Linked DNA regions of Homo sapiens: region 1 is linked to region 2. A link is an interaction called in ENCODE POLR2A ChIA-PET data of the cell type or tissue named here. Cell type or tissue: GM12878. All regions are shown on one strand. Links, peaks and the distances in the headings refer to the core of each region. The heading gives the core; the rest is flanking DNA.

Evidence for each region. ChIA-PET counts read pairs that join two places held together with the same protein. Peaks named below come from ENCODE experiments on the same cell type or tissue, not always from the same donor. Only the 100,000 strongest peaks of a DNase experiment are listed, where the experiment ranks them.
Region 1: POLR2A ChIA-PET joins it to region 2 with 10 read pairs; 3 of 35 experiments call an interaction of 5 or more read pairs at or near these places.

The regions. Positions count from the first base shown.
Region 1 is chr5:65,051,834-65,067,340 of GRCh38, forward strand. It overlaps LOC107986419 (a long non-coding RNA gene), which reads left to right and starts at 4,367. Exons shown (of 3, transcript XR_001742682.2): 1 at 4,367-4,496; 2 at 14,222-14,278. In GM12878, for the core only: no CTCF peak of the experiment used is centred there; DNase peaks (open chromatin) are centred at 8,060, 9,778 and 10,438; H3K4me3 peaks cover 666 bases; H3K27ac peaks cover 4,000 bases.
Region 2 is chr5:64,998,985-65,014,491 of GRCh38, forward strand. The region is part of intron 13 of CWC27 (CWC27 spliceosome associated cyclophilin); the gene reads left to right. Among named protein-coding and RNA genes, the nearest start is that of CWC27, 240 kb to the left of the region's middle. In GM12878, for the core only: no CTCF peak of the experiment used is centred there; no DNase peak of the experiment used is centred there.

The sequences.
Region 1 (15,507 bases), core at 7,535-11,534, 56 kb after region 2:
AGCATACTGCCTGAGTTTTAGTAGTTTATTTCTGTTGATCATCATTCATCCATGTTTTTGAGAGTCATCCATGTTGATACATGTTGTAGTCATTTGTACCTTTTTTCTGCTGTGTAATATTCCATTATATAAATATACCAAATTTACCTATTCTACTTTTCATGGACATTTGAAGAGTTACCAATCATAGCTGTTATGCATAATACTGCTAGAGCATTCTTATACATGATTTTTAACACACATATGCGATTTCTTTAAGCTACATACTTGGAGGGATAAGGGATGGATTTCAGATAGGCATGTATTAATTTTACTAGGTAATGCCAAAGTGTTTTTGAAAATGCTTACACCAGATTATATTCCCGCTAACAATGAGTTAGAGATCTCATTACTCCACATCCTTGCTAACATTTGGATTTCTCATAATTAAATTTTTGCCTATTCAGTAGGCATGAAATTATAATTTTACTATGTATTTCCCTGATTACTAGAAAAGATGAGCACTAATGAAGTTGAACCCTCTTTCATTAAATGCCTACTTTTGATCATTTTTCTATTGGAATGCATGTTTTTTCTTATAGAATTATAGGAATTTTTAATATACTCTGGATACTAGTTGTTTGTATATCTGTTGAAATATTGTCTTCATCTTTTTGATTTCTCTTTTTATTCTCTAGATAATGTCTTTCAATAGCAGACATCTAACAGAATTAGATTTTCCCATTTTTATTTTATGGTTTAGGTTTTTATATCTTGCTTAAAGAATTCCTTCTTTACATTAGAATATCATAAATATATTGTCCTAATTTATCTTCTAAAAGTATTATATCTTTGCCTTTCATATTTAAGTCTTAACTCCACTTAGACATGGTGTTTGTGTATGGTGTAAAGAGAGACCTAACTTTAGGTTTCTCTATGTGGGTATCCAATTGTCCCAACACTATTTCTTTCTTTCTATGCTGATCTATTAATACAGTGGCAATTCAGTGTTTTTCTTGGTACAAACTTATGGGATACATGTGAAATTTTGTTACATGTATATAATGCATACTGATCAAGTCAGAGTATCAAGGATGTCCATCACCCAAGTGCAATATATTTTTGTTAGCTATAGTCATCCTGCTGTGCTATCAAACACTGAATTTATTCTTTCTACTTTACTATATGTTTGTACCCTTTAACCCACTTCTCTTCACCCCCCTGCCAAATCACCCTTCCTGGTCTCTGTTGTCTATCTTTTCACTCCCTACCTCCATGTGATCAAATTTTTTAGCTCCTACATAGGAGTGAAAAAATGTCTTATCTGTCTTTTTGTGCCTGGCTTATTTCACGTAACATAATAACCCCCAGTTCCATCTATCCTGCTGCACATGACATGATTTCATTCTTTATTATGGCTAAACAATATTCCATTGTGTGTGTATATGTATATATACACACATACATATATACATACATATATATGCATATATATGTATATATGCATATATATGTGTATATATATGTGTATATATATATGTATATATATATATACACACACACCATACTTTCTTTACTCATTCTTTTTTTGATGGACACTTACATTAATTCCATAGTTTTGCTATTGTGAATAGTGCTGCAATAAACGTGCAAGTGCAGGTATCCCTTAGATATAGTGAGTTCTTTTCATTTGGGTAGATTCCAAGAGTGGGATGGCTGGGTCTAATGGTAATTCTATTTTGGTTTTCTGAGAAAATTCTATACTGTTTTCTACAGTGGCTGTACTAGTTTATATTCCCACCAACAGTGTATAAGAATTCCCTTTTCTCTGTATCCTCACCAAACATCTGTTATTTTTTATTTCATAATAGCCATTAGGGTAAAGTAATATCTCATTGTGGTATTAATTTTCATTTCTCTGATTATTAGTGATGTTGAGCATTTTTTTCACATACCTGTTGGCCGTCTGTATGTTTTCTTTGGAGAAATGTCTACTTATATCCTTTGCCTATTTTTAAGGGGATTATTTGTTGTTGGTTGTTGTTTTTCCTGTTGAATTGCTAGAGTTCTTGTAAATTCTGGATATTAGTCCCCTAATAAATGAATAATTTGCAAATATTTTCTCCCATTCAACAGGTTATCTTTTCTCTGTTGATTATTTCTTTATTGTGCAGAAGGTTTTTTGTTTAATTAAGTTCCATTTGTCTATTTTTGTTTTGTTGCCTGTGCTTTTGAGGACTTAGTCATAAATTGTTTGCCTAGACCAATGACTAGGAGAGTTTTCCCTAGGTTTTCTTCTAGTATTTTAATAGTTTTGGGTCTTATGTTTAAGTCTTTAATTCATTTTGAGTTGATTTTTGTAAATGCTGAGATAGGGGTCCAGTTTCATTCTTCTGCATATGAATATCCAATTTTCCCAGCACAGTTTTTTCAGGAGGGTGCCCTTTACCCAATGTATGTTTTTGGCAGCTTTTTTGAAGATCAGTTGGCTATAAGTATGTGGCTTTATTTCTGGATTCTCAATTCTGTTCCATTGGTCTATATATTTTTATACCAATACTACAATACTATAGCCTTGTAATTTTTTTTTTTTTTTTTTTTTTTTTTGGAGACAAGGTCTCACTCTGTCATCCAGGCTGGAGTGTAGTCTCAATCTTTTGGGCTCAAGTGATCCTCCCACCTCAGCCTCCCAAGTAGCTGGGACTACAGGCATGTGCCACCACACCACACCCAGCTGCTTTTTTTTTTTTTTTTTTTTTAAGTAGAGATGAAGTATCACTATGTTGCCCAGGCAGGTCTGAAACTCCTGAGCTCAAGCAATCCTCCTGCCTTGGCCTCACAAAGTGCTGAGATTGTAGGTGTGAGCCATCACACCTGGTGCCTTGTAATATATTTTGAAGTCAAGTGATGTAATGTATCCAGCTTTGTTCTTTTTGCTTAGGATTGCTTTGGCTATTTGGGTCCTTTTTGGGTTTCATATGAATTTTAGGATTTTTTTTTTCTGATTTTGTGAAGAATGACATTGATATTTTGATAGGGATCGCACTGACTCTGTAGATTGCTTTGGGTGATATGATCATTTTAATGCTATTTATTCTTCCAATCCATGAGCATGGGATGTATTCCATTTGTTGGTGTCCTCTTTCATTTCTTTCATCAGTGTCTTACAGTTTTCCTTATAGAGATCTTTCACCTCCTTGGTTAAATTCATCACTAAGTATTTTACCTTTTGTGCCTATTGTAAATTGTATTGCCTTCTTGATTTTTTTCTCAGCTAGATAATTACTGGTGTATAGAAACACTACTGGGTTTTGTACATTGATTTTGTACCCTGTAACTTTACTGAATTCACTTATGAAAGCTAATAGTTTTTTGATGGAGTCTTTAGTTTTTTTTTTTTAGGTAGAAGATCATATCACAAAGAGGAACAATTTGACTTCCTCTTTTCCAATTTGGACGCCTGTTATTTCTTTCTCTTGCCTTATTACTCTGGCAGAACTTCCAGTGCAATGTTGAATAGGAATGGTGAAAGTGGGCATCTTTGTCTTGTTTCAGTTCTTTTTTTTTTTTGAGACAGAGTTTTTGCTCCTGTTGCCCAGGCGGGAGTGCAATGGTGCAATCTTGGCTCACTGCAACCCCTGCCTCCTGGGTTCAAGCAATTCTCCCACTTCAGCCTCCCGAGTAGCTGGGATTACAGGCATGTACCACCACACACAGATAATTTTGTATTTTTAGTAGAGATGGGATTTACCATGTTGGTCAGGCTGGTCTCAAACTCCTGACGTTGTGATCCACCCTCCTCAGCCTCCCAAAGTGCTGGGATTACAGGCATGAGCCACCGTGCCCAGCCTCAGTTCCTAAAGGAAAGGTTTTCACCTCTTCTCCATTCATAAAGACATTAGCTGTGAGTTTGTCATATATGTCCTTTATTATTTTGAGGTATGTTTCTTCTATTCCTAGTTTGTTCAGAGTTTTCATTATGAAGAAATGTTGAATTCTATCAAATAACTTTTCTGCTTCTATTGAATTTTATCAAATGATTTTTCTGCTTCTATGATCACACAGTGTTTTTTCTTGATTCTGTTGATGTGATGTATCATGTTTGTTGATTTGCATATGTTGAACCATCCCTTGCATCCCTATTATAAATCTCACTTGATTGTACTCTATTATCTTTTCGATGTGCTGCTACATTTGGTTTGTTAGTGTTTTGGTGAGGATTTTTGTTTTTGTGTTCATTGTGGATATTGGCCTGTGGTTTTCTTTTCTGTTTTGTCCTTGTGTGGTTTTGGTATTAGGCTGCTGTTGGCCACATAGAATGAGTTAGGGAACATTCCCTCCTCTGGAATGGTTCCAGGAGGATAAGTATTAGTACTTCTTTGTACATTTGGTAGAATTCAGCTGTGAATCCATCCAGTCCTGGACTTTTCTTTCTGGGAGACTTTTTATTATCACTTCAAACTTGCTACTAGTTATTGTTTTGTTCCAGTTTTCTATTCCTTCCTGACTCAATCTTGGTAGGTTATATTTATGCATTTCTGCTAGGTTTTCTACTTTGTCAGCTTGTAGTTGTGCCTAACAGTTTCTGATGATCTTTTGTGTTTCTGTGATATCAGTTGTAATGTTTCCTTTTTCATTTGTGGTTTTGCTTATGTCTTTTGCTTTCTTGGTTATCTAGCTATGGTGTATCAATTTTGTTTATATTTTCAAAGAACCAATTTTTGTTTCATTGATCTTATGTATTGTTTTATTAGTCCCTATTTCATTTAGCTCTGCTCTGATCTTTATTATTTCTTTTCTTCTGCTAATTTGGGGTTGGGTTTGTTCTTGCTTTTCTGGCTGCTTGAGGTGCATTGTTAGACTGTTAATTTGTAATCTTTCTCCTTTTCTGATGTAGGCATTTATTGCTATAAACTTCCCTCTTAGCACTGTTTTTGTAACCCACAGGTTTTTGTGTGTTGTTTCCATTTTCAGTCATTTTAAGACCTTTTTTGATTTTCATCTTAATTTCTTTGTTGAATCAGTGGTCATTCAGTAGTATGTTGTTTAATTTCCATGTATTTGTATAGTTTCCAAAGCTCCTCTTGGTATTGATTTCTAGTTCTACTCCATTATGATCTGAGGAGATATTTGATATGATTTTGATATTTAAAAATTGTTGAGACTTGCTTTGTGGCCTAACATATGGTGTATCTTGGAGAATGTTCTATGTGCTGATGAAAAGAATGTATATTCTGCAGTTGTTGGATAGAAATTTCTGTAAATGTCTGTTAGGTTCATTTTGGTCTAAAATGCAGTTTAAATCCAATGTTTCTTTGTTGATTTTCTGTTTATGATCAATCTAATGCTGAGAGTGCGATATACTGTAGAAGTTCCCCACTATTATTGCATCGCAGTCAATCTCCCTATTTAGATCTAGCAATATTTGCTTTATGAATCTGGGTGCTCTGGTGTTGGGTGCATATATGTTTAGAATTGTATCCTCTTGCTGGATTGATCCCTTTAATTTATCATGATATAATGACCTTCTTTGTCTTTCTTTTTTTTTTTTTTTTTTTTACTGTTATTGATATAAAGTCTGTTTATCTGATATAAGTGTAGCTATTCCTGGTCCTTTTTGGTTTCTGTTTACACGGAATTTTTTTTTTCATTTCTTTACTTTCACTCTAATTGTGTCTTTACTAGTAAGGTGAGTTACTTGTAAGCAGCATATAATTAGATCATGTGGGTTTTAAAAAAATTTTTCATTTAGCCATTCTACATGTTTTTGTTTGTGTTCTATAACTTTTAATTTAAGGGCTATGTGTGCATATTTGTTATATAGGTAAACTCATGTCACAGGTGTTTGTTGTACAGATTATTTCATCACCCAGGTATTAAGTCTAGTTCCCATTAGTTATTTTTCCTGATCCCTCCCTCCTTCCACCCTACCTCCTCCAGTAGGCTGCAGTGTTTGTTGTTCCCCTCTATGTGTCCATGTGTTCTCATCATTTAGCTCCCACTTATAAGTGAAAACATGCAGTATTTTGTTTTCTGCTCCTGTGCTAGTTTGCTAAGGATAATGGCCTCTAGCTCCATCCATGTTCCTGTAAAGGACATGATCTCATTCATTCAACATGTTTTCAGTGGAAATTTTAATTCATGTTTCTGTAATATTATTCATTGTTTTCTGGTTGTTTTATATATTCTTTGTTCTTCTCCATTTGTTTTATTGATTGTTTTTGTGGTTAGGTGAATTTCGGTAGTGATACAATTTGAGTCCTTTCCCTTCCTGTTTTGTGTGATTGCTTTACCAGTAAATTTTATATTTTCATGTGTTTTCATGATGGTAGAGGGTCCCAAGAAACTGTTCACCTTCCCAGCCCACTGTGGTCACTACCAGCATCCATGAAAGCTATCTGGAGGCCCAAAAATTGGCCTACTGATAACTACCAACATACACCAGCATATACCACCCTAGAACACAAAGATAAGCTTACTCAGTCCACTGCTGCCACCAATGGGGTCTGAAGAATGGCTAATATACTTTGTATCTGTGTCCCCTCCTAAATCTCATTTTCAATTGTAATCCCCAATGTTGGAGGTGGGACCTAGTTGGGGAATGATTGGATCATGGGGTGGTTTCACATGAATGGTTTAGCACCATTTCCTTGATGCCGTTCTCATGATAGTGAGTGAATTCTCATGAGATCTGATTTTTTGAAAGTGTGTAGCACTGCCCCCTTCTTTCTTGCTCCCGCTCCCACCATGTGAGATGCCTCAATTCCCTTTGCCTTCCACCATGACTGTAAGTTTCCTGAGGCCTCCTCAGAAGCCAAGCAAATGTCAGAATCATGCTTCCTCTATAGCCTGTGGAACTGTGAGTCAATTAAATTTCTTCTCTTTATAAATTATCCAGTCTCAGGTATTTTTTTATAGCACAGCAAGAACTGACTAAAACAGAGATTTTGTCTCAGAAGTGGGGTAGAGCTATAAAGATACCTGAAAATGTGGAAGGGAAGCAGCTTTGAGATTAGGTAACAGGCAGAGTTTGGAAGACTGTAAAAACTTAGAAGAAGACAGGAAGATGAAAAAGTTTGGAACATCCTAGAAACTTGCTAAATGTTTGTGACCAAAATGCTGATAGAAATGTAGACAGTGAAGTCCAGGCTGAGAAGGTCTCAGGTGGAAATGAAAAATGTATTGGGAACTGGAGCAAAAGTCACTTCTATCATATCCTAGCAAAGAACTTGGCTGCATTGTGCTCCTGCCTTAGGGATCTGTGGAACTTTGAACTTGAACATGATGATTTAGGATATCTGGTAGAAGAAATTTCTAAGCAGTAAAGCATTCAAGATGTAGCCTGGCTGCTACTAACAACATATTACGTGAGCAAAAAAAATGACCTAAATTTGGAGCTTATATTTATATTTATATATATTTTTTTTTGAGAAAGAGTCTCACTCTTGCCCAGACTGCAGTGCAGTGGAACAATCTCTGCTCATTGCAACCTCCACCTCCCAGGTTCAAGTGGTTCTCCTGTCTCAGCCTCCTGAGTAGCTGGGATTACAGGTGCCTGCCATCACACCTGGCTAATTTTTGTATTTTTAGTAGAGATGGGGTTTCACCATGTTGGTCAGGCTGACTAACTCAAACTCCTGACCTCAAGTGATACACTCGCCTCGGCCTCCCAAAGTGCTGGGATAACAGGCATGAACCATCACAGTCAGCCTAGAACTTATATTCAAAGGGAAAACAGAGCATAAAACTTTGGGAAATTTGCAGCCTGGCCATGTGGTAGAAAAGAAAAGCCCATTTTCAGGAGAGAAATTCAAGCAGGCTGCAGAAATTTGCATAAGTGAAAAGGAGCCAAGTGCTGATAGCCAAGACAATGGAGAAGAGGCCTCCAAGGCATTTCAGAGATCTTTGTGTGGCAGCCCCTCCCATCACCGGCCCGGAGGCCTAGGAGGACTGAAAGGTTTCATGGGCCAGGCCTGTGGCCATGCTGCCCTGCACAGCCTTGCTGCACTCTAGGCACTTGAGCTCTGCCATGATTTTGTGTTTCCTGAGGCCTTTCAGCCATGCTTCCTGTACAGTCTGTGGAATTGTGAGTCAATTAAACCTCTTTCTTCATAAATACCCAGTCTCAGGTAGTTATTTATAGCAGTGTGAGAACAGACTCATACAGAGGGCTTCCTGATGTAAGTCACATCTAAGATGAGGCTGAAGGCTAGCAGGGAGAATGAGTCTACAATGTTTCACACACAGAAACCAACTGCAGAACAGCTCAGGCTTTGAGAGGAAGGGTCGCAAGAGTCAAGGCTGGAAGGTGGGCAAGAGCAGACAGGAAAAGGGCTTATCAGTGTCTAAAGTTATTGGAATTCTGTTTAGAGTATGTTAGGGAGCAGTGGAAGTTTTTAAGGAGAGTTTATTTGGAAAAATTGCTCTGGTTACATTATGGGGAATGGATTGCAGGAGGAATGAGGTAACGGCGGCCTGTGGGACTGAGAAATATTTAGGAGGTAGGGCTTTGAATCCAGACTGCCTGGGTTCCAATCCTAGCTCCATCGCTTTTAAGCTGTGTGACTTCAGGCAAATTACTCACCTTCTTTTGCTTCAATTTCCTCATCTGTATACTATGAGAGACTCCACCTTTTGGGTTGTTGTGAGGCTGAAATGAGTTAACATATACCTATATAGGACTTTTCATAATGCCTAAAGCATATTAAGCTCTAAGTCTGATTGTTATTTAAATACACAGGATTTAGTGGATGATTAAATAAAGGAGGTGGGGGAGAGAGAAAAGAGTCAAAGATGGTTGATAAGGTTGAATGATAAAGATGCCAGGTAAAGGCACAGGTTAATTTAGTATGAGGAGCCAGTGAGACATCCATGTAGAGATGTCTAGTTCACAGCCAGATGGCCTGACTTTCTTGTTCACCAAGTATCCCTGAAGCCTAGGACATTAAGAGCTAGAGAATGATAATAAAATTCAGTCCCTGCTTTTGAGGAGCTAAATAAGCAGAATGGTAAGGGTTTGACAGAAGAATCCACTGGGTGCACATGGGATGGCTCCTGCCTAAGCTCAGGTCGGCAGGGAAGACCTTCCAGGGGAGAGGTACTGACCTCGGTTGTGAAAGACAAGTAGGAGCTACTCAGCTGATGGGAGCAGGGAGAGGAATGAGGCAGGGGCTATGCTGGGAGAGAGGACAGATATGCAACAGCACAACAGCAGGAGAACAGTGTGGATGGAACAAAGGTTGCAGAGGAGAACAATGGGAGATAGAACAAGGAAAAGGCAGGGGCTGATCTTATAAATGGTGCTTTGGAGTTCAGACTTTACTCCCTCTTCACAACACGGTGTGAAGTTGACTTTTCTTTTTTTCTCACTCACTTTTTCTAGGAAATGCTGGCTTTTAAAAATGTCTCCAACACATGAAATGCTCTTGCCTCATTAGGAAAATAGTTCATAGTGGATCTATTTTATCAATGTGGTAGGTCGTTACACAGTCTTTTGTGGTCCTGCACTCCTCTGTAATGCTGCATCAAAGGGTTTGTTCAGGTTGGAGGCCTGGCTACCTTTCTCTCTGTAGGATGCCCAGGGCAATTTGATGACAGTCTGATGGTAACAAGGAAGCTTCTCTGCTCCTCTTCATGTGTTAAGTTCATGGCAAAGAGCCAGCTAGCACCCAGACCTTGTTTCCCGTCAAAGCGCCTGTCTCTCTCAACATGATTTTTTCTTTCTGCCTTTGAGGCTTGGTAAAGCCATCCAAAATTTCAGCCAGAAATGTAGCTGCAGGCAAACGCTGACAAAACATCCTTGTGATTTTCCACCATCAGGAGCCCAGGTGTGCCCCTCGTGACTTCATGCCCTTCCCCCTCACACTCCACAGACCTCAGTTACCGTTGACTGCCTGTAGCAGCACCAGGCCACCGAATCTGGCCTGAGGAGACACAGGCTGCTAATTTTCCAACCCCAGTGAAATTTCTTGAAATTTCACACAGGTTTCAAGAAATGGCCGTGCGCACAGAGCAGCCTTCTGAGTAGCTGGGGTTACTCCTGGAAGGCTGCTCTGTGCCCACAGTCACAGCATTCCCAGAGTGGCTAATGTTTCCCCAAGGTGTACTTCCTCCTGGACCCTGGGGTTCACTGGAGATAGGAGAGGCAACATGTTCATTGGAAAGTTCTGTGACTCAATAGGAAATCAGATCTGGGTTCAAATCTTGGCTTAGCCACTCACTAGTTGTGTGATCTCAGAAAAGCTAAACATTTATTTCCTCACCAATAAAATCTTCTGTAAAACATAAGGATGATAATGACTACTTTGAAGAGTTGTTGAATGAATTAGAAACAGTTATATAAAGAGCCTAGTATGAGGTAAGCATTTAGAAACTGACAGCTACCATTAATAGTAGCATTTTGTAGCATTAGAGCCTTAGGGTATTGGACTGCAAGATTTCAGAGTTTCTGAGAACAGAGGGTGGACGTGCACAGTTTCCTGCCAGGTCAGGCAATGAGGTAGGTTAGAGGTAGGGAGGTGATCATACCCTGGCCTCCAGGGATTAAGAGCCTCTCCCTGATTATTGACCTGTTCCCCATGGGACAGTAGGGAGGTTAAAGGGTGTATCTTTTTCAGTAATTCACCTCTTCTCTGGTCAGGGGCATAGATTCCCTAGCTTCAGGGACTCCTCTGTCTTCTTTAGAAACCTCTTTTGCAATTTCCCCAATGCTAATATTTAATACATAATTTTATAATTAGCACGCCCCAGTCACCATCTCCAACTGGTCTGCAACACCCTCTGGAACTTCAGTGTGATGGAACCTGTAATGCTCCCCTGTCCTCCCTCCACAGAGTTGGCTGTGGGAGTCTCTCTCCTCATTCCTATTAGGTCTATTCCAGGCATATCCTCACTCACTGCCGGTTGGTATCTCAATCCAGCTGCATTCTTTGTTCTGGAATCATTCCAAACAGGGAAGGTCAGATATAATGCACATACAACCTACCTTTCAGGCATATAAACTTCAAATCCACTCTACAACTGTGCCTGAGCTGTAGGCGTGGCAGGAAAAAGCAGAATGCTGCAAGGCTCCTCGAGTCAAATCCTTTGGGATTTGAGCAATCTTCCCAGCCAGACGTTACAATATGCTAACACCCTTGTGAGTCATGAAGTCACTCATGGTCAATTCTGTTTGGAGAACAGGATGAATAATTGAAAGTAACTGGGTGTTTGCCTGAATCCAGGCCTAACACAGTATTTATTCTGTTTTTTTGTCTCTTTTTGCCGAAAACAAACATGTCTGGTTTCTCTTCTTCCCCCACTTACCCTGCCTACCCCTTCACTGGATCTCAAAGGAAAGTTCAAAGCCTTTCGCACAGTTAGACCCTATAGGGTGGCCCTATCTCCTTCTCCAGCATCTCTCTGCTTACCTAGAAAGACCAGACATGAGGGCAGCCACATCCTTAGGGTACGGACCGAAAAGCCATAAACTTAATTTTCTTTAACTTTTTCTGTTGGAATAATTTAAGACTTACAGACAAGTTGGAAAAATGAAACAGAACATTCCTCCATTTCCTTAAACTATCTTCCCTTGTTAACATCTTATGTAACCATAGTACAATGATCAAAACCAGGAAAATAACACTGGTACAATACTATTAACTACACTACAGTCTTTATTCAAATTTCAACAGTTTTTCCACTAATATCTTTTTTCTGTTTTAATAGTATCCAATCTGGGTTCCCATGTTGCATTTAATTGTCACAGCTTTTTAATTTCCTTCAATCTGTAATCATTTCTCAGTCATTAATTATTTTTCATGATCTTAACTCTTTTTTTTTTTTTTTTTTTTGAGACAGAGTCTCACTCTGTCACTCAGGCTGGAGAGCAGTGGCATGATCTCTGCTCACTGCAACCTCCACCTCCTGGGTTCAAGCAATTCTCCTGCCTCAGCCTCCTGAGTAGCTGGGATTACAGGCACGTGCCACCATGCCTGGCTAATTTTTGTGTTTTTAGTAGAGATGGGGTTTCACTATGTTGGTCAGGCTGGTCTCAAACTCCTGACCTCAAGTGATCCACCCGCCTCAGCCTCCCAAAATGCTGGGATTACAAGCGTGAGCCACCACGCCCAGCCGACCTTGACTCTTTTAAAGAGTACTGTTCAGTTATTTTGTATAACATGCCTACATTTGGACTTGTCTGATATTTTATCGTGGTTAAATGGATATTATATGGTATTTTTTAGCAAAATTACCACAGACATGAAGGTGTGCCCTTCTCAATGCATCATATCGGGGTAAATGCTGTTGATAGGTCTTATTACTAGTGATGATAACCTTGAACATTATTGATTAGAATTATATTCTTTATGCTTAGCTCCTAAACATTTGTTCCTCTTCTCTAATTATCCTTACTCCCTTGGTGAACTCATCCTTTCTCATGGGTTGGAGTACCTTCTGTCTAATCCCCAAAGATACCCAAATTTATACATTTTTTTCTGGATCTCTCCTCTGAGCTTTAGTCCATATATCCAACAGCCTACTCAATCTTTCCACTTGCTTATCGAAAAAAGGCCTCAAACATAATTCAAAATCAAACCCCTGGCTGGGTAAGGTGGCTCACGCCTGTAATCCCAGCACTTTGGGAGGCCAACGCGGTGGATCACCTGAGGTCAGGCGTTCAAGACCAGCCTGACCAACATGGAGAAATGCTGTCTCTACTAAAAATACAAAAATTAGCCGGGTGTGGTGGCACATGCCTGTAATCCCAGCCACTTGGGAGGCTGAGGCATGAGAATAGCTTGAACCTGGGAGGCAGAGGTTGCTGTGAGCTGAGATCACACCACTGCACTCCAGCCTGGGCAACACAGAGAGATTCTGTCTCAAAAAAAAAAAATAAATAAAATTAAAATAAAAAAATAAAACCACAGAATTTCCAGAAGTCTTCTACAGTTTAGTAAATGGCAATCCATCTTTCCAGTAGCTCAAACCAAAAGGCTTGGTGTCATCCTATTCCTCTCTTTCATTCTCACTACAACCAATTCATCAGAAAGTGCTGCCGGTTCTATATTCAGAATCTATCCAGGACCTAGCCACTTCTCACCACCTTCTCAGCCACCACCTTGATCTAAGCCACCACTACCATCTTCTATCTGGATTATGGTAATTAATGGTAATCTGGATTATTGTCACCCAACTGGTCTCTTGATTTTGGGCTTGTCCTCCTACAAGACAGACTCTGCCTCCTTCTGCAATCATGCCTCTGTGACTTTAACAGCTACTATGCTCCCCTAGCTCTTCCTTGAAAACACCAAGCATGCTTTTGCTTCAAGGCTTTGCTCATTATTTTCTCCCAAAATTTAGTTCCTTTTTTCAGTATTCCCCTGCTTAGTAAATGTGCAACCAATCCAGTTGCACAAATTGGAGTCTTGCAATTCTCCTTGATGATTACCTCTGCCCTATTCCTCATGTTCAATCCATCATCAAACCTTGTGGTTTTTTCCTCCACATAAATAATACTCAAACCTGTCTACTTCTCATTTCCACTGCTGACACCCAGCTTCGCCGTTATCCTCCTATCTGATCTCTTTGGCCCCTGCTAATTGGTCCTCTTCACTGCAGCCCAAGTTGTCTTTTCAAAATGCAAACCTGGTCAAATCACAGCCCTGCTTAAACACTCTTTAATGGCTCATTTTAATGGTTAATTGAGAATATAGACCTCAATTCTTAACATGAGCTACGTAACCTTCCCGGTGTGGCCCTCACTCTCTGTACTTCCAGCCATGCTGATGGTCTCTTCATTCCTCGAATGGCGTCATACTTCCCCCAGCTGCAGCCTTTCCTCTGATTGGAAAGCACTCCACCCACCCACCCTGTCTATCCTCCCCAGCCCCTTTTCTGCCAAGTTGAGACCTGTGCATGCTTCACACTGCAACTTAATTATCATTGCCTTGGTGGAGCCTCTCCTGACTCCTCAGTCTAGATGAGATTCCTTTGTTTCACACCACCAAAGAATCTTGCTTCTTTCCTACAGTACACTCTTTTTCAATAATTCGCCCCTTCTCTGGGCAAGGGCATAGACTCCCCAGCTTCAGGCAACTCCTCTGTCTTCTTTATAAACTCCTGTACAATTTCCCCAATGCTAATACCTAATATATAATTTTATAATTAGCACTTCCCAGTTACCAGCTTCAACTGGTCTGCAACACCCTCTGGAACTTTGATGTGCTAGAACCTTTAATACTTTCCCCTTCCCCCTCAGCAGAGTTGGCTGAGAAGGAGGGTGCCGAAGAAGGGGTTGAAGAAGGTGCTGAAGAAGGAGGTGAGTTATTAAAAAAGAGTCTTCTGTAGGCAAGAAGCAAGATTATAATTGCTTATAATTGTATGTCCAGTAGTGTGATTATTTGTCAAACATCTGTTTCCTCACTAGACTATAAATTTTATTTATTATAGCAGGTAGCAAAGTGCTTGACACACAGTTGGCATTCAACAAATAATTGTGGAACAAATGGATACATAGATGGATTGATGAAAATCATGCTTTTGAAAGACAAATCTAGCAAATCAGTAGAAGGAAGAGAAAGTGAAGGGAAGGAATTCTGAATAATTAGGAGGCTGGTAGAACAACACAGTCCAAGAAAGAGGAAATGAAATCCTAAACTAGGGTGTTAAGAGAGGGAATGGAAAGTAACTGTCTTTGGGGGGACTGTATTGTGCTACTGATATTACCAGGTCAACCACAAATAGCCCAGCAATACCCAAGACTCTGCTCTGTGCCAGCTTCTCACCCCACACGTGGGCGGGGAAATCAACAAACTCTTGGCCTGACCAGCAGTCTCAACACTGAGGGAAGTTCTGTGGCAAGGACAAAAGGCACTTTCTAGGACATCTTGTCTTTTAAAAAGACAAAGCCATTTGAACAACAAAGAAATTCCAGCACCGTTTTCTCATCCTCTGGACCCTGGGGGCTCATAAATAAGCTGGTTCTTGTGCTTTTAACAGCCTCTGATGTATTTGATTACATTTTCAATTCAGATGGTTCCATTACTACAAGAAGCAACTTCATTACCAGGAGGGCCCAGAGCCCAGACTATACTAGCTCTCTGTCATATAATTTAGCCTCAGTCATACCTCAGACAATATTTATACAAGGTCACTTCTTCAAACCATGTCTAGCCTTCCCAAATGACAATATTATTTATGCCAAATGCTTCTCCTAAGGGATGGAAAACTGCCAACTCTGGTTTAATAGGCTATACGGACAGGCTAGAAAAACATCATTTGTAGCACACACAGTTTATGTATTTAGTATATAACTAGGAGTACAGACTGATCATTGGAAACATAGCCGAAAATTGGCCCCAGGAAAAAAAAAAAGCCACAAAAGCACTAAGGTTTGGATCTTTCCTCCCTGATATTAGTTTTGGAAGCCCTAGGTTTAGCCAGAATTATGAATGCACAAGAGAGAGCTGCCTCAGACTTTAGTGGCTACCTGAATATTCAAAATAGGGAGAAAACCTGCAAAAGGAAATTCAATGTGGGCGTATGTGC
Region 2 (15,507 bases), core at 4,415-8,414:
CTCCTTTGGCCTTTTCTATTACTCAAAGTCATCCCTGCTCTGCTAAACATGAAGAGTTCCAGTGGCCTTATTTTCCAGAACTTTTTTTTTTTACATAGTTTGATCTCTGAGCTCATTCACATTTTGTCTGTCTGTGTCTCTTCATATGAGTTACTGTGATCTCTACTATCTACTTCATGTTGAAAAAAGATTCAGACTTATTTTTTCAGATATGCTTGTACATAAACACTTTTTAATTTATTTCTCCCCCTCCCTTTTTTGTTGATAAATAATAATTGCACATATTTGTGGTGTACATGTGATATTTTGATAGGTGGATACAATGTGTAATGATCACCTCAAACATTTATCATTCCTTTATGTTGGGAACTTTTGAACTCTTCTAGCTATTTTAAAATATACAATAAATTTTTAACCATAGTCACCCTACTGTGCTATCAAACACTAGAACTTACTCTTCTAACGGTATGTTTGTATCCATTAACCAACCTCTCTTTATCCTCTCCACACCACCCTTCCCAGCCCCTGGTAACCATCATTCTACTGTATACTTCCATGAGATCAACATTTCTAGCTCCCACATGTGAGTGAGAATATGCAGTATTTCATCCTTCTCTGCCTGGCTTATTTCACTTAACATCATGGCCTTAGTTCTATCTGTGTTGCTAAAAATGACAGGATTTCATTCTTTTTTTATGGCCAAATGGTATTCCATTGTGTATATGTACCACGTTTTCTTTATCCATTCATCCACTGATGGACACTTAAGTTGATTTTGTTTCTTAGCTATTGTAAATAGTGCTGCAATGAACATGTGGGTGCAGAAGTCCTTTCGATATAATGATTTCTTTCCTTTGGATAGATACTCAGTAGTGGAAATGCTGGGTCATATGGTAGCTCTATTTTTACCTTTCTGAGAAACCTCCATACTGTTTTCCATGGTGGCTATACTAATTTACGTTCACACCAACAGTGTATAAGAGTTACCTTTCTCTGCATCCTCACCAGCATTCGTTATTTGCTGTCTCTTTCATAATGACCATTCTAATTGGGGTGAGATGAGATCTCACTGTGGCTTTGATTCGCAGGTCCCTAATGATTAGGGATAGTGAACATTTTTCTACATACCTGTTGGCCATTTGTATATCTTCCTTTCAGAGATGTCTATTCAGATCCTTTGCCTACTTTTTAACAGGATTTTGGTTTTTTGCTTTTAAGCTGTGTAAGCTCCTTTTATATTCTGGATATCAGTACCTTGCTGGGTGAATAGTTCATAAATATTTTCTACATTCAACAGGTTGTCTCTTTACTCTGTTGGTCATTTCATTTGCTAGGCAGAAGCTTTTTAATTTAATTAAGTCTCATTTGTCTGTTTTTGTTTCATTGCCTGAGGTGTTAACCATAAAATTTTTGCCTGGACCAATGCCCTGAAATGTTTCCCATGTGTTCTCTTTTTATAGTTTTATAGTTTCAGGTCTTATATTTAAGTCTTTAATTCATTTTGAGTTGATTTTTGTATATGATGAGAGATGGAGGTCTAGTTTTATTCTTCTGTATATGGATATCCAGTTTTCTCAGCATCATTTATTGAAGAGGGTGTCTTTTTCCCAAAGTATGTTCTTGGCACCTTTGTTGAAAGTCAGTTGGCTGTACATATGTGCATTTATTTCTGGGTTCTCTATTCTGTTCCATTGGTCTGTGTGTCTATTTTTATAACAACACCATGCTCTTTTGGTCACTATAACTTTGTAGTATATTTGGAAGTCGGAGAGTGTGATACCTCCAGCTTTGTTCTTTGTGCTCGGTATTGCTATGGCTATTTGGTGTCTTTTGTAATTCCATACAAATTGTAGGATTTTTTTTCTATTTGTATGAAGAATGTCATTGGTATTTTAATAGGGATTGCATTGACTCTGTAGATTGTTTTGAATAGTATGGTCATATTAACAACATTAATTCTTTTGATCCATAAGCAGAGGATGTCTTTTCATTTGTTTGTATTCTCTTCAGTTTCTTTCATCAGTGTTTTGTAGTTTTCTTTGTAGAGGTCCACCTTGGTTAAATTTATTCCTAGTTTGGTGTGTGTGTGTGTGTCGCTACTGTGAATGAGATTACTTTCTTGATTTCTTTTTCAGATAGTTTGTCATTGCTCTACAGAAACACTACTGATTTTTGTATGTTGGGCTTTTGTCCTGCAATTTTACTCAATTCGCTTTCCAGCTCTAAAAGTGTTTTGTGGAGTCTTCAGGTTTTTCTACATATAAGTTGATGTCATCTGCAAAGAGAGACAATTTGACTTCTTTTCTGATTTGGATGCATTGTATTTCTTTATCTTGCCTGATTGCTCTGACTAGGACTTCCAGTACCATGTTGAATAAGAGTGGTAAAAGTGGGCATCCTTGTCTTGTTCCAGTTCTTAGAGGAAAGGCTTTCACCTTTTCCCCATTCAGTATGATGTCAGCTGTGAGCTTGTCACAAATGGCCTTTATTATATTGAGGTATGCTCCTTCCGTGCCTAATTTTTTGAGAGTTTTTAATCATAAAAATGTGTTTAATTTTAGCAGTGCTTTTCTTGCATCGATCAAGACAATCATACAATTTTGGTTCTTCATTCTGTTAATGTGATGTATTACATTTATTGATTTGTGTATGTTGAACCATAACTGCATCCCTGGGATGAATCCCACTTGATCATGGTGTGTATTATCTTTTTGATGCGTTGTTGGATATGCTTTGCTAGTATTTTGTTATGAATTTTTGTATCTATGTTCATCACTGATAGTGGCCTGTAGTTTTCTTTTTCTTGTTATGTCCTTGTCTGGTTTTGGTTACCGGGTAGTGATGGTCTCATAGAATGAATTAGGAAGAATTCTTTTATCTTCAATTTTTTGGAATAGCTTGACAAAAAAAAAAATAGTGTGTGTTCTTTATAATTTTGGTAGAATTCAGCAGTAAAGCTTGAGCTTTTCTTTGTTGGGAAATTTCTTATTACTGATTCAATTCCATTGCTTTTTACTGGTCTGCTCAGGTTTTCTGTTTATTCCTAGTTCAATCTCCAGAGGTTGTATGTGTCTAAGAATTTATTCATATTTTCTGTAGGTTTCCAATTTGCTAGCATATAGTTCACAGTAGCCTCTAAAGATCCTTTCTATTTCTGCTGTATTAATTATAATGTCTCCTTCTTTCTCATTTTATTTATTTTGGGCATTTTTCTGTTTTTCTTTGTTAGTCTTGCTAACAATTTATCTATTTTGTTTATCTTTTCAAAAAAACCAACTTTTCATTTTGAAGATTACTTGTATTGTTTGTAGTCTCTGTTGTGTTTAATTCTGTCTAATCTTTATTAATTCCTTTTTTCTACTAATTTAGGGTTTGGTTTGTTTTTGCTTTTTAATTCCTTGAGGTGCATAAATCGTTCTACTTTTTTGATGTTGGTGATTATTGCTATAAGCTTCCTTCCTAGCACTGCTTTTCCTGTATTCCATAAGTTTGGGTTTGTTGTATTTCCATTTTCATTTGTTTAAACAAGTTTATTTTCTCCTTAATTTCTTCATTGATTCAGTGGTCATTTGGGAGCATGTTGTTTAATTTCCATGCATTTGTACAGTTTCCAATGTTTCTTTTGTTATTGATTTCTAGTTTTATTCCATTATGGTCTAAGAAGATAGGTGATATGATTTTGATTTTTTTTTAATTTATTGAGGCTTGTTTTGTGGCTTCAACTATGGTCTATTCTGGAGAAGATTCCATGTGCTGATGAGGAGAATGTGTATCTTCAGCTGTTGGATGAAATGTGCTGTAAATGTCTGCTGGGTTCATTTGGCCTAAGGTGCAGTTTAAATGCAATGATTCCGTATTCATTTTCTGTCTAGATGATCTCTCCAATGCTAACAGTGGGTTGTTGAAGTCTCCAACTATTATTTTACTGGAGTCTATCTTTCCCTTTAGATCTAATAATACTTGCTTTATATGTCTGGGTGCTCGAATGTTGGGTACAAATATGTTTAGAACGTTATATCCTCTTGCTGATTTGATCCCATTATCTTTCTATAATGACCTTTGTTGTCTCTTACAATTTTTGACTTGGAATCTGTTTTATCTGAGATAAGTATAGCTATTTCTGCTCACTGTTTGGTTTCTGTTTGTGTGAAAAATCTTTTTCCATCCCTTCATTTTCAGTCTATACGTGTCTTTACAGGTGAAGTGAGTTCGTTATAGGCAGCATATTGCTGGGTCATTTTTAAATCTATTCAGTCTGGCTTTGCCTTTTAAGCAGCGAATTTAATGTGTTTACATTTGAGATTATTATTGATAGGTTAGGATTTATTCCTGTCATTTGTTCATTGTTTTATAGTTGTTTTGTATATCCTTTCCTCCTCTCTTCGTTTTTTATTATTGCCATTTCCCTTCCCTTTCTTCTTCTCCTATTTTTTGTTGCAGTTTTATGATCTTCTGTAGTGGTAATGTTAGACTCCTTTCTCTTTCTCATTTGTGCATCTTCTCTACAATGAGTTTTATACTTTCATATGTTTTCATGATGGTAGATATTGTCCTTTTGTTTTCAGGTATACGAGTCCCTTAAGCATTTCTTGCAGTTGTGGTCTAGTGGGGAAATCCCTCAATTTTTGTTTGTCTGGAAAAGACTTTATTTCTTCTTCATTTTTGAAATATAGCCTTGCTGGGTACACTATTCTTGACTAGCAGTATCTGTTTTCTTTTAGCATTTTGACTGTATCATCCCAGTCTTTCCCTGCCTGTAACGTTGCTGCTGAGAAATCTGCTGATAGTCTGATATGTATTTTCTTATATGTGACTTGATGCTTTGCTCTTGGTGTTTATAAAGTTCTCTATTTTTATTTGACTTTTTTTTTTTTTTTGGAGACAGAATCTCACTCTGTTGCCCAGGCTGGAATGCAGTGGCATGATCTTGGCTCACTGCAACCACTGCCTCCCCAGCTCAAGCGATTCTCGTACTTCAGCCTCCCAAGTAGCTGGGGTTACAGGCACCCACCACCACACTCAGCTAATTTTTGTATTTTTAGTAGTGACAAGGTTTTACCATGTTGGCCAGGCTGGTCTTGAATTCCTGGTCTCAAGTGATCTGCCTGCCTCGGCCTCCCAAAGTGCCGGGATTTCAGGCATGAGCCAACATGCCTGGCCTTGTCTTTCACTTTTGACAGTTTGATTATAATGTGGCTTTTAGGGTTGAATGTATGTCGCACTCCTTGAGCTTCCTTCCTTCCTTCCTATGCCTCTTGTAAGACTTATGAGTTTTTCTGCTCAGCTATTACTTGTTAAATATGTTTTCTATGCTTTTGCCCATCTCTTCTTCTTCTGAAATTCCCAGAATTCTAGTATTTGGGCACCTCATGGTGTCCCATATGTTGTATAGGCTTTTTTTTTTTTTTTTTTTTGGTGGGGGGGTGGTCTGATTTGGTATTCAAAAGCCATGTTTTCAAATTCAGAAATTCTTTCTTCTGCTAAATCTAGTCTATTGTTGAAGCTCTCAGTTTTTTTGTTTCATTGATTGAATTCTTCAGTTTTAGACTTTCTGTTTGATACTTTTATATGATATCTATCTCGTTGAATTTTTCATTCAGATCATGAATTTGTTTTCTGATTTCTTTGTATTGTTTATCTCTGTTCTCTTGTATCTCACTTAGTTTGTTAAATATCTTTATTTTAAATTCTTTTAGTCATGTCACAATTTTTCCTTTATTTGTTATCTGTTACTGGAGAATTATTGTGTTCCTTTGAGGATGTTGTGTTTCTTGCTTTTTCATGTTTCTTGTGTCCTTACTTTTATATGTGCACAGCTGGTCTACCAATTGCTTCTTTCATTTTTATGGATTGGCCTTCAGAGGGAAAGACTTTTTCATATATATATATATATATATATATATATATATATATATATATATACATACACACACACACACACACACACACACTGTTGGTTGGGTAGGGTGCTTCAGCTTTGCTTCTGGGTGGGTGCAGTAGTATAGACTTCTTAGCCTGTAATCAGCTAGTCAGCTTCAGTGTTGTCTGTTGAGTTCCTCAGTGATTAGGCCGCACTTGTTAGTGTAGGCTGTGGTGAGGCTTCTTTGGGTATAGGCACACCAGGTGGGTTGATCCATGGGTACCAGTACTGGCAGTAGCAGGCAGGGCAGGCCTGTCCTCAAGTTCCTAGCTGGCATGCACCAGCACCAGAAGCAGCAGGAGTGGCAAAATGGTACCCAGGCTCCCAGATGGCACATTTAGGCACCCATGGCAGTGGCTATGGGTGGGGCAGATTAATCCCCACACCTCCAGATGGTACTTGCAGGCACTGACGGTGGCAGTGAGGAAGGTTGATCCCTGGGCCCCAGGATGGCATGCTCATGCACATACACCTGTGGCAGTAGCAGGGCAGACTTGTCCTCAGGTCCCACATGACACCTGTGGGCATTGGCAATGGCAGACACAGCATGCTTAACCTCAGGCCCCTGGATGGTACATATGAGTGCCCATAGCAATGGGCAGGGCAGGTCAGTCCCCAGACCCCAGATAATGTGTGCAGATACCACTGGTGGTGACAGATGGGGCAGGCCTGTCCTCAGGCCCCCAGACAACAAGTATAGGCACTAACAGCAGTAGATGAGGCAGTCTGATCCCCTCTTCCCTGGACAACACACACTAGCACTGGTAGTGGGTGAAGTAAACCTCTCTAAACCCTGTAGTTTCTTAATTCCTAAAGAATCTGTGAACAATTATGAAAAGAGAACCCTAAGTTACTTGTAATCAGTAATAGAGAAAAGCCCTAAAATTAAATATTCATAAGGCTTTTCCTAAAAATTACATTTGATAGTTATAAAATATAGAAATAAAAGCATCCAAGTAATATTTTAAAACATACTCTAGAAATCCTAGGAAAATATCAAAAATTTAAAACAAAACAGCCATTTATATTTTAAACAGTAGCCAAAGCAAACCGAGAGTCATAGGAGAAAAACTGGTTTTGATATTTAGTGTTAGTAATGTCATCATTCTTTATATAGCTTGTTTTAATTAACTCATTTGAAATGAATCTAAAGCTTTGTGATTTTTGTGTTGCTTGTGATTTCTTAACATTATAATAAGTGCCAAATGTTTGTTAGCATAGTCAACAATTATCCAGACACTATTTTGTTCTTTGTTTTTCAATAGCTGCAAAAGTACCTGTAAAAGTATTAGTCATATTTAGGCTTCCAAGTTTTCCAGTGAACTAGGAATCTGGCTTCAGCTTGGCAACTAATTCTGAGACCTTTAGTTGCACATTTGTAAAATGGAATACAGGAAGCTAAGTTACTTGCATATTTAAAGAATCCAAGGCTATCTACCAAAAGTTCTGAGAGGTCAGTATTGTGACCAGATACAAAATAAGTACACAAAAAGTCATAGTTGCTCTGAAACAACCACATAATTTTTGAAATTATGAAAACATAATTTTTAAGATTCTAACTCACCAAATATAAATTACCTGGCAATAGCCTTTATAAAGATTTATTAAAATCTTTATGTAAAATTAAGAAAACTGCAACCTATTAAAGGAGTACATTGATATACTATGTTTCTAGAATACTTAATTTTTGACAAAAACCAAATTACCTAAAAATTATTTTATAAACCTAATATAATTCAAATAAAAATACCAGTAGAAGGAGGGAGAGAAACATGCAAACAAATATAGCCACAAAATGTTCTAATAAAAAGAGTAGGGAAACATAATTTCTCACTCCTTAGGTATGGATTACGCATGGTGACTTCCTTTCAAAGTGTACATCATGGAAAGCAAGAAATAAAAGAGTAACTTCAAGCAGAAAAGATAACTGTTAGGTATTGGGCTTAATACATGGATGATGAAATAACATGTACAATAAACCCCCATGACACGTTACCTATGTTACAAACCTTCACATATACCCCCAAACCTAAAATACACGTTTATTTAAAAAGACAGAAAGAAAGAAAGAAAGAAAGAAAGAAAGAAAGAAAGAAAGAAAGAAAGAAAGAAAGAAAGAAAAGAAAGAAAGGAGTAATTTTGCAGTGTAGAAACCTGACAAGCACTACCTCAGTGAAGTGATCAAGGTCAACATTAACAGTCATAAATCATGTTGCTAGTATGTACCCTTGAAACGATGTGATGCTAATGGCATTTTACATCTAAGGCCTTTCTCCCAATAACCCATAAGCCCAGTCTTATCATGAGAAAAATGTTGAATTGCAGCCCTGTGACATCTGACCAGTATTCCTCAAAACTGTCAAGGTGATCAAAAACAGAGAAATTCTGAAAACTTGCCACAGCCAAGAGTAGGCTAAGGAGGCATGACAACTAAATGTAATATGGTATCCTGAATGGGATTCAGGAACAGAAAAAGGATATCAAGTAAAAGCTAAGGATATTGCTCTACTTGGGTTGCTATAAACAAGATCTCACAGACTGGGTAGCTTAAACAACATTTATTTTCTCACAGTTCTGTTGGTTGGAAGTCCAAGATCAAGATGCTAGCAGGATTGGTTTCTGGTGAGGTCTCTTTTCCAGGCTTGCAGACAGCCATCTTCTTGCTGTATCCTCACATGGTCTTTCTTCTGTGCTCATGTGCTCCTCATGTCTCATCATTTTCTTTTTTTTTTTTTTTTTTTGAGATGGAGTCTCGCTCTGTCCCCCAGGCTGGAGTGCAGTGGCACAATCTCCCCTCACTGCAAGCTTCGCCTCCCGGATTCACGCCATTCTCCTGCCTCAGCCTCCCATGTAGCTGGGACTACAGGCGCCAGCCACCATGCCCGGATAATTTTTTTGTATTTTTAGTAGGGACGGGGTTTCACCGTGTTAGCCAGGATGGTCTCAATCTCCTGACCTCGTGATCCGCCCGCCTCGGCCTCCCAAAGTGCTGGGATTACAGGCGTGAGCCACCGTGCCCAGCCTCATCATTTTCTTATAAAGATACAAGTCCTATTGGATTGCTGTCCCACCCTTATGACCTTATTTAATCTTAATTGCCTGCTTAAAGGCCCTATCTTCAAATATGGTCACATAGTATATTTGTATGTATATGTATGAATGTATTCAATGTATGAATTTTGCAGGAACACAATTTGGTCCATAACACTAAAGAAATCTAAATAAATTTTGGACTTTACTTAATAACAACCTATCAGTATTGCTTCATTGAATATAACAAGTGTACCATACTAATGTAAGATGTTAGTAATACACCAGAGTAGTTTGAGGGTACAAGAACTCTCTGTACTATTTGCTCAATTTTGTGTAAATCTGAACTGTTCTAAAAATAGTCTATTAAAAAATACACAAATTTTGAGACATATGTTTAAAAATGAGTAACAGGATCATGATCTTTCCCAGTCAGATAGATGCCTAAGTATACAACAGAGTTACAATAATTAAAGCAGCAGTGTACCGTACAGGGTGGATTATTTAAGAAATGAAGTTGGGACAGTGAGGTAGCCATTTGGGGAAAATAATTAAATTAGAACTTTATCCGACCCACTATACTAAAACAAACTTCTGAACTGATTAAAGATTAACAAATGAAAAAAGAAGAAAGTGCTAGAAGAAAATATAGGTGGATATTTACATGGTCTCAATGTAGGAAGTGATGTGCCTATGTATTACAGTAGTTCTTGATGAGTTATGGTAATTTTTGTTTACTTTTTCTTCTTGCCTCTTAGGATTGTCCTACTTTGCAAAAAGAAAAACAAAAACAGTGAATGTATATTGCTGAAGCTATGAAAGTTATAAAAATAAAATAACATTTCTATAATTCTTTGATTCTATAAATAGTGTCTGCCCTCCAAATGGCTTAAGTCTAGTGTAGATAGGACATATTTAGAAATATACGTATAAACCTCCAAAGTGAGTTGGGATCAAATAAGTTATATGTGTATGATGATGTACACAAAACACTTTGAAAGGGGTATGTAGTTGTCTATGCCCATTTATATTTCCATAAAGGAATGCCTGATGCTGGGTAATTTATTTAAAAAAAAAATGAGGCTTATTTGGCTCACAGCTCTGCAGGCTATACAAGAAGGATGGCACCAGGATCTGCTTCTGGTGAGGGCCTCAGGCTGCTTCCACTCATGGTAGAAGGCAAAGGGGAGGTGGCATGGGCAGATCACATCATGACAGGGGAGTGAGAGTGAAAGGGAAGGTGCCAGGTTCTTTTTAACAACCAGTACTCAAGGAAACTGTCATAGCAACTAATAGAGTGAGAGCTCATTCATTACCACAAGATCAGCACCAAATCATTCATGAGGGATCCACCCCCATGACCCAAACACTTCTCACCAGGCCCCACTTCCAACACTGGGTATCAAACTTCAACATGAGACTTGGCAGAGCCAAAGAAACCATATTCAAACCACAGTAGCAGTATAATAGAGTATTATAAAAATGTAAATATTCAAATAAGCACAGTTTATATGCAACACATAGACACACTATTATGGACTGAATTGTATCTCCCTAAAACTCATATGTTGAAGCTCTAACTGCCAATATGATGGTATTTGGAGGTGGGGCCTTTGGAAGGAAATGCTTAGGTTTAAATGAGGTCATGAGGGTGCCCCCGCTCTCCCTGCATCCCTGTGTTGTGATTAGTGTCCTCATAAGGAAGGAAGAAACTAAAACTCTCTCTCTCTGGCACATACTGAGGAAAGCTCATGTAAGGACACAGTGAGAAGGCAGGCATTTGCAATCCAAGGAGAGAGCCCTCACCAGACACTGACTGATGGCACCTTGATCTGGGACTTCTGTCTGTGAGAAAATAAATTGCTATTGTTTAAGCCACTCAGGCCATGGTATTTTGTTATGGCAGCCCAAGCTAACTAAGACACAAAGTACAAAATAAGTTAAAATGATAATAAATGTTTGGATTGCACTTTGCCATTTGCAGAGCCCTTTCAAATCCATGATGTTTGATCCTCAGGCCACGTGAGGTAAATAGGTTGCACATTACCACCCCTCTCCACAGGTGAGGAAACAGAGGCCTGAGAAGCAATGTGACTTTCTCCAGTAATAGTGACTGAATGTAACTCAAATCAAACTCAGGGCTTCTGAGTGCATACCACAGAGGTTTCATAGAAGGTGTTAAAGAAATTCAAAGGCAGGAACAAATCCTGAGGCCCAGGGCAGTCAGAAAAGAATTTTAGGAGGAAATGGGAATTAAACTGGGCTTTGAAAAAAACAGGGACATACACCAGTGGGAAGGAGGCGGAAGGGCGTCCCAGAGAAGTGATGTGGACAAAAGTATGCTGCAGCCCACCTATGATACAGAGCAGGTCCTTTCAAAGGATCAGATGTGGGCAAAACTTGAAAATTGTTTGGTCTTGCTGAGATTTTTCTTTAAAAATAAAAAGGCTGGTTTTGCTTTTTAAATACAAGTCTCCTTTCAACCCTACCCCTAAAAAACTTAAATCAGATTCATTAAAGTTTGTAATCCACAGTCCCATAGAATGACAATCTTAGTAATAACTAGGAGCTATTTTGTTAGGTTTCTTAGAATTCTAACTTAACAGAGAAATTAGAAGCTGTCAACACAGTACACTAACACAGTACAGAGACAAATTTTGTGTATGGCAAAATTTCATAAAGAATGGCAAGGTCTTTTAACCCACATGGGGAAGGCTGTCCGAGGACAATATATGTACTTTCTCCCACCTCAAAGGCTAATCATACACTAGACAGATGTCAATCTTCAAGCAGTTTAACTGGTCCATTTGAGAAAGATAAGTGTTGGATTTTCATATCATAAAGTTAGTAGTAGTAGAAATACCTTGTTTCAGCTGTTCGAGTAACTTATTACCCTTTTCTCTGGCATTATCATGTAAGAGTTTATAAACATAATTGCTCAATGATTTGGAATTATGTATTAATACTATCAAGGAGCAAGGTGAACAAAACCAGAACTCTAGTCAAAGGTTTTGGAGGTGGCTGGCTACTCAGAAACATTTATTTATTCAGCACACATTTATTGAGGGCATTCTTCTTGGCAAGCATTGCTGGCTAGTACAAAGGCCAATTGGTACAAAGGCGAATAACAGAGCCACCATAGAGCCAGGTGTGGTGGCACATGTCTATAGTCCCAGCTGCTTGGGAGGCAGAGGCAGGAGGATCACTTGAGCCCAGCAGTTCAGGGCTATAGTGTGCTATGATTACTTGAATAGCCACTGCATTCCAGCCTGGGCAACATAGCAAAACCCCATCTCAACAAAAAAGCAGAGCCGCCACCTTCAAGAGCACCTGCAGCCTAGTAAGGGAGACAGCAGTTACACTGTAGTATGAGGAAGACTAAACCAGAGAGATATTCAAGATTCTCTGCAAGACCAGAAGAGGGTCTTAACCCTGGGGGAGAAACAGCAGGTCAGATCAGGAAAGGAATCAGGAACCATTTCTAAGATGGAGATAACACTCAGCTAACTGAGAGACAGAAGTGTATAGTGTATATAGAGGCAGCGAGGAAGAAGGAGAGTGCAGGCGTTTGTTCAGGAAACTTCAAAGAACTGGGATGTCTGGAGCATAGATGTGATGGGAGAAGGAGATGTAACAGGCTGGAGAGGGAAGCAAAAGCCAGATTATAGAAGCCACATTGGGAATTTTGGGTTTCCTTGTGTAGACAATGGAGAGCCACCAAAGCATTTAAAACAGAAGAGTTTTCATGGCTACATTTGCATTTTTGAAAAATATAAAAGACCTGAGTATTATGGACCACAAGGTAGTCCTTAGTAATTCGATGGCTGAGAGGAGATTGCCAGATATCCACCCTTGCAGAGGCAGGCTGTGGGCCCTTGGTTCTGCTCCTTTTGGACTTCCAGCTGAATGAGGTGTCCCTGCTTAGCATCCCTATTTTAGGAAGAACTAGAAGAAACTGGAACTGAGATTTCAGATAGCACTGATTAAAGGCAATAAGGAGATAAAAATTTATAGGGGGAATTAATGCTTTTTCTTTTTTGTAAGTAAGCATTCACCTAAAAGAGTTGTGCCTTTTCCCAAAGATGCTCCCACATTGCTCAAGACATTTCTGGAATTTCTCTTTTGAAATTTCTTTAATGTCCAACCTGGATTCATGTCTTTTTATGGTTGCATTTTTTAAATTTTGTACTCCAAAATAAGCACTACTCTATCTGATTTCTTATCTTCCTTACTAGACCTAGCACTGAATTGACTTTTGATGTATTCCCAAAGTTAAATCCATCTTTACAGGATGAAAGTTTTGTTACCTCTGAAGACATAGAAGAAAGTATCTGGTCAAGAAGTTATCAGCTACAAGTTTCTCGACCCTCAGTCTCAGAGACTGCCTATGAAACAGGGGTGATAATAATATTTTTCCTGCCCCCCACCACATTCAGTTATTGTAAAGATGCTACCAGACAACATGGGAAAGCTTTTTGTAGAGTGCTGCATCAGCGAGTGCTATTTTTGTTGTCTCACAGTTTGCAGGCAATTCCAAACTCTGCGTTTACCACATCGTGGTGTCTGTCTGTATGTTCTTACAGATTGTTTACTTCATGGAAGTAGGGCCTGGGTCATATTTGGCTTTGTTTTACCAGTGTCCAGCGTTGGCAGCATGCATTAAAAGCCCCCAGATGTTTTTTGAATGAATAATTGAGTCTAGCTCATTGCCTTTTCCTCAAATCACATATATCAGAAATAAATAATGCACTTGAGATTATTCAGTTCAAATAATAGACTCAGAGGCTACTTGAGTTTCTTTGAGTAGTTTGTCATTAGGAACCAGCTGTTCTCCATCTCTGAAGGGGCAAGGACAAAGGGCTAATGAAATCAATCAATCTGAAAGCATAAAAGCTCTTAAGCTTTATTTCTGTGCCCTTTACTTTGACTGCATTTAAAAATAACTAGGAACATTTTTTTTAAGTTACTGATGCTGGGACCCCATCCCAGAACAATTAAATCAATACCTTTGGAGTTGGAAGCCTGGCACTGATAGTTTTTAAAGCTACTTGGTGATTTTAACATGCAACCTGCATCGGATGCAGGGGCTCTAGAAATATGCTTTGAGAAACATTGCTTTAAACAAATAAAAAATAAAAAAAGGGGCCCTTCTCTCTAGTTCTACATCAGGTGCTATATGAGATGGATAAGAACATAAGGCATGTTCCCACTGCAGTCTTTTGAGGAAATAAAAACTAGCAATCACTAGTATGAGTGAGTGGAAAAGCAACTATCAGTATTTGGTGAGCTGTGAGAAATGAAAAGAGACTTATGCTGAGCCTGAGACTTTCTGCAGAATCTGGTAGATGTTTTAGGGAGTTTATCATCAAAATATAAGACAGTCTCTACCCACAAAAGGAAGTTGACTCTTAGCTTAGCAAGCCTTCTAGTACCAGCCAACAGGCCTGACCAGTACAAAGGGTCTGAAGGCCTTATTCCCAACACAAATCACCATGTTTGGCACCGGGAATGCAACAGTGAACAAGACTCAAACTGTCTCAAACAACTGAGTCTGTTCACAATCAAGTAAACAGGCAATTACAAAATGGGGAGAATTGATGAAAGAAATGAAATAAGGTTGGTGAGATAGGAAGCACCAGTTGTTGGAGGACTTTTAAGGGTAGACTGAGGTATTTATTTCAGTCTAATATGATAACCAGTAGTTTCTGATCAAAAGAATGCTATAAAAGAAATGTGGAAGAAATATTATTTTTTAAGCTTTGGATCTGGGAAGGAAATAGTACAGATGTACAACAATTAGGACACCTGCAACAATCGTAGGGTTGGGTGATAAGTTCCTAAGTTAGGGTGGCTTGGATGTGGGAAGAAGAGGTTTGTAGACTTCCCAATGAAAAAGATAGCTGTTTATATTATATAAGTAATTTAAATTCATTTAAATCGGAAATGAATTGCTAATGTTGGAATTCTATATTAGACTACTTATTGTGTGTCTGAGAATCAGTTCCTCTCTTGATATTTCCCATTGATACAAATAGCTATTGTATCTTAGTCTATTTCACAATTGTGGGAGAACTTTAAAAACTGGATAAGAAGTTAGTGAAGTCAGTCAAGGTCTAGTCCTTTTTGAAAAATCAGTTGTTTACTTCTGTTTGTAATTTTACACAGCCCCATACCAAAAAAACACCAAAAACAATAACAAAAAAACCACTTTCCTGTCAAACACAACCTCTCTGAAAATAGTAAACTTCCATATTTTAACATACTATATATATAATATATACTATATACTACAATATATAATAGATTACATATTATATATGATATATATAATATATACCATAGAGATCAGTTATATATAGTGTATATACTGTATATATACTATATATACTATATACCATATGTATAATATATAGCTATATATTATATATAACCATAGATTTTATATATACACTATATATAATATTGTAACACACTATAAAGTCAATGTTATTTGAGAATCTGAGCCTATGTGAAATTTTTTATTAATCAAACCTAAATTTTTGTCTTTGCCTTCAAGT